2 separate regions of the Homo sapiens genome follow, and region 2 is linked to region 1. A link is an interaction called in ENCODE POLR2A ChIA-PET data of the cell type or tissue named here. Cell type or tissue: MCF 10A. All regions are shown on one strand.

Region 1 (2,500 bases):
GTATATTAGGACTAGGGAGTGGGTCTTAAGAAGCAGTACTCGTGATTTAAGGACACAAATGTTTGAGAAATACTGTTTTTGAGCCTTCCTAGATTCCCCCACCTTCCCACACAAGTTCTTTAAGTTGTGTGTTTGTGTTAATATTATGGTGCTGAATTAACCCATTCCTTTTGGTGAATGCATCTTTCACTACAGGCATTTGTTGTTGACACTGATGCAGTCCAGCTTGCTGAATGGCGGTTCTGCATGTGAAATCAACATTTAGATTGATTTTACACGAGTGTTTAATGTTTGTGGAAAGTACTTTTCTTGGATTAGTTAATATTCTTGAATTGAAATGATCTGTTTTTTAATGAATAGCCAAAGAGCTGCTGTTCCTTTAATGGTGCTTATATGACTTACAAAATTCATTTTCAAGTTTCCTAGCAATTTTTATTACTTCCATTTTATTGGGAAAATCTTTTTTTCTCCTTTCATAGGTGTTAACTTTTTAGTCACACTTTCCTAAAGCTCTTTATAAATGGAAAAATAATTTTTTTAAAGTAAACCATGATATTCTTAAAATAACTTGCTTCTACTTTGAATAGATTAAAAACAATGAGTGTCACTTCTAAACCATACCTTTGTGTTTAAATGCATACCGTAAGTAGCCATGGAACAAACATCTTTTGTTATTTTTGATACAAAAATTTCACTTCTAAGTAAAAGACATAAGAAAACACATATCCATAAAAACCTGATTCTGTACCTATTTAAAATAGAACACTTACACATTTTAAAGTGTTTCTACTTTTCGAGTCAGATCTTCAGCAATGCCAGTTGCAGTTTAGCCTGAAGGTGTTTTTGAGGGTTCCTGGTTGAGCATGTGTTTTACATTCCCCCTCTCCACCCTCTTTGTTTATTGGACTGTTTTAGTCATCATAAAGTGCTTCAATCTTTACTAAAGCAAATGCCGTAAAGGATCTGCCTTACAGGCAATTATTTCTCCATGAGTAAGGTGAGGTAGCAGTACTACGGAAGTGAAGTCAGCTGGGAGTACAGCTCATCTCCTTGTATGGAAAGTAATTTTGCAGGAAGAATTACTTTGTACGCCACCCATTAACAGTTAGGCATTCCAGAAGATGCTCCTTTTGGAATGGTCATAAAGGTGTGTTTTCTTCTTTTGATGAACTATAAGTAGCCCTGGAAGATTTGGCACTCCTTCATTCTTGCGTAGTATATGGGCCGTCTTTAATAGTATATTGTCTATTTTTAATCATGGAGGAATAGAATGGCTAATTGAGACAAGTAGCTGTGTTAGCAGCTGTGAACCGGGCCTATCTATGTCAGTCTGGAATACTTTGTCCCTGGTTCTGGAACTTTACAGGGTGTGGGAATGCTTGATGAATTATCTTAGGTTACACAACATGCAGTTCTTTGGAATGCATATACATGTATATTATACATACTTTGGATAGACACTTGTATTTGAATACTGAGTAGTATATAAATGATGAAGTCATTTTAGAGTTTGACTGTCAGGCAGTTAACATTTGTTGCTTTGTGGTTTTGTCATAATATGATCCTTACTAATTAGGTGCAGAATATTCAGAATATTGAGTAGTATCTGGTTACATCTCTTTTATGACATATATATAAATATAAAAATATTTATCTAAAACTTAAGGTTTAATGATATTTATACAATATTAAAACAGTATAGGAATATACAAAAATACAAGGCCTGGCACAGTGGCTCACACCTATAATCCCAGCATTTTGGAAGGCCAAAGTGGAAGAATTGCTTGAGCCCAGGAGTTCAAGACCAGCCTGGGCAACATAGGGAAGGCCCCATCTCTACAAAATTTAAAAAATAAAATAAAATAAAATTTCCTCAGCCTCTTCCAGCCTTCCTGCTTCCCATATGTAATCTTTCCAGCACTTTTGTCTTCATTTGGTTGCTCTAATATGCTCCAACTTCCCCCACAAATACATGTTGTTCTGCAGCTTTCTTTTTTTTCTTTAATATATATCATGGGTATGTGTCCAGGTCAGTACGTATAGACATTTATCATATTGATGTAACATATTTATGCATCAGAATTTCTACTGATATTGTAATTATTTTTTATATCCAGAAATTTTTAAATGAATGTTTTTGTGGGTTTTTTTTTGCCTAATATATATTTTTATGTGGCTATAAATAAAAAATCAAATATGAACTGTGGGGGGTATAATCTTATTGAGTGTAATAATTTGTATGCAAATTTTAGTTAAAATTAATAAACAATTTCAAAATAATGTAAACATTTTTGTCAACAATGACTAAAATATTATAAACTCTTTATGAATGTTTTCTATATACTTGTTTCTGTATAAAATAATATCTAATGATTTTAGATTGCATTATAAATATTTTAACCCTTGATATCTGCTGCAAATGTGCTTTCTATTCAGTTCTTCTCAAAATTAAAATAAAAATAAGCTTATTAAAGACTTATAAGTAAAATAACTAGAATTA
Region 2 (2,500 bases), 79 kb before region 1:
TAAATTAGTCTATTTATCCAAAATAATAATACTCTTTAGTGGGTGACACATGTATCTCTGTGCTGACTAGACTATTTCTTCCTGCCAAGCATGACCATAACTCCTCTAAATTCATTTTTTTTTAATTCTTGAAAATGTTGAAAGGATGGCATTTTTTCTACCTGAAACTGAACTAAACCTCTGAACTTTCCTCAGTATGATGCTTCAGGCAGCTACTAGCAATTAATCAGTGAAAATCAATTGGCGCTTGCCATGAACCTTAATTTGCCATTTCTGATGTATATGATGTGAATACATTCCTGTGTAGAGGTAGAGAATAATATTTTATAACCTTTCAAAAACACCCCCATAGCCCATTTTATTTGAAAAAGATAAGGTTACACTTCTTTTTGTTGTTGTTGCTCTCCACTCCTTACATATAAACAATGCTAAAGCTTGCAGAAAAAGAACATGTCTACAACTTCAATTTTATCAAAGAGATGGCAAATCCTTCCCTGAGGATCACTTAGATATAACAGTTATTTCTGGAAGTAACAAAAATGCCTGCAGTGGCATGGAATTTTGTAAAGTGGAATTCTAGCCATAGGTAGTGTATTCTTAATGAATATACCACTACATTTTTTTAAATTGAAATGACACCAATTGGACAAAAATCCACAAGGCCTTACAAATGAGGCTACTTAGAAACAGCCATGAGTATCTGACAGGTCAGGAAAGTAAACTGTTTCATACAGACTTTGCTGTTAAAAATACTCCAGTGATGTGTTTTTATAGGCAGGCAAGGGAAAATGTCCATAAATAGCTCTGGGAAGTTTAGCCAAGAGTTTAAGTTGCCAGTAAAAATATTAAATTGACCATCAATAGAAATATTTCAAATTTAGTGAATACTTAAAAAGGCAAAAATAAGAAGAAACTGAATGATAGCAACATTTAAATTTGTAGAATTATTTTCTCTTTGCTATATTCTGTATTTTTCTAATATTTCAGTGTTTCTTTCCCTATTTTCATATCCTATGATTTTCTTCATCCCAAATTATATTTTCATTTATCATTGATTTAAATGCTTTATTTCTTTTTTGTTTGTGAAGGTGGATTTTTTTTAACCTTATTCCAGAAACTTTCCCATCTGAATTTCAAATCATCGTTGCTTAACAGTTCATTTCTTTTCAAGGGATGGGGGGTTACTCTTTAACGAGTATGAGGGGTTGGGAGGGAAAACTTCACCTTTCTGACACTGGAAATTCGAATCAGTAAGATGTCCTTCATCCTGATACACGCTTTCTTGGGTGTTTACTGTCGGCACTCAACCATGAACTATGACTTGGCATCTGTAGTCTCTAATCCTAACTCAGGTTTATGAAGTTTCACAATTTTTTCCCTAGAGAACAGCCAACGCTGAGCTGGCGCAATACCACGGAGCACAGACCTTTGAGGAGCACACTACTGGCATCCATATAAGGAATACAGGACTTGGTCATGGCAGCCCAGGGCAGCAGGAGGAGTGCACTCAGCTCTTCGTAATTCCGTGCAACCATGCAAGTGAGGACGAGGCTGTCCGGCCCCTCCCTGATTGCCTTCTCCCACATAAGTTTGAGAAGGAGGCCTTGGACAGCACATACACTAAAATTTGAACGATGCAGAGAAGATTAACATAGAGTCAGAAAGAAAGAAAGAAAAAGGAAGGAAGGAAGGAAGAAAGAAAGGAAAGAAAGAAAAAGAAAGAAAGAGAAAGAAGAAAGAAAGAAGGAAAGAAAGGAAGGAAGGAAGGAAGGAAGGAAGGAAGGAAGGAAGGAAGGAAAAGAAACATGCTGGTTGGCAATATTTCAGAATGATGGTCTGATTCATGGTGACTTCTAACTTATTAATAAAGAATAAATATTTTCTTGAAAAACCAATTCCATGAACAGTTACTTAACTATATATATATATAATATAGTTTATATTAAAACTATAAATTTTAAAATTGAAAAGCTTCTTAAATCAAAGCCTTAACATGTTTCAACTCTCTCCTCTGATGAATTTAGAAGAGTTACTGTAACTCTTAAGCTATGCCTGAGTTGGAATTCAGAAGTAGGATCAGGGCTTAGCTTGAATCATTTGTCTAGGCTTTTTGATCTGGGGAAGCCATTTCATTTTTATTTCCTTTAGACACAGAAAATGTTTTCCCTTGTGTTAAAGTGGACATTTTTGTCCTCACTAATATTTTTCTTTTCTTTTCTTTTCTTTTTCTTTTTTTGAGACAAAGTCACCCAGGCTGGTGTGCAATGATGTGATCTTGGTTCACTGCAACCTCCACCTCCAGGGTTCAAGCAGTTTTCCTGCCTCAGCCTCCTGAGTAGCTGGGATTACAGGTGCCCGCCACCACACCTGGCTAATTTTTGTATTTTTAGTAGAGACAGGGTTTCACCATGTTGGCCAGGCTGGTCTCAAACTCCTGACCTCAAGTGATCTGCCCACCTCAGCCTCCCAAAGTGCTGGAATTACAGGCGTGAGCCACCAT

Evidence for each region. Peaks named below come from ENCODE experiments on the same cell type or tissue, not always from the same donor. Only the 100,000 strongest peaks of a DNase experiment are listed, where the experiment ranks them.
Region 2: POLR2A ChIA-PET joins it to region 1 with 10 read pairs; 3 of 35 experiments call an interaction of 5 or more read pairs at or near these places.

Annotation. Positions count from the first base shown.
Region 1 is chr4:94,487,924-94,490,423 of GRCh38, forward strand. All of the region lies in intron 2 of PDLIM5 (PDZ and LIM domain 5), which reads left to right. Among named protein-coding and RNA genes, the nearest start is that of PDLIM5, 37 kb to the left of the region's middle. In MCF 10A, no CTCF peak of the experiment used is centred here; a DNase peak (open chromatin) is centred at 948.
Region 2 is chr4:94,409,418-94,411,917 of GRCh38, forward strand. No RefSeq gene overlaps it. Among named protein-coding and RNA genes, the nearest start is that of PDLIM5, 41 kb to the right of the region's middle. In MCF 10A, no CTCF peak of the experiment used is centred here; a DNase peak (open chromatin) is centred at 1,434.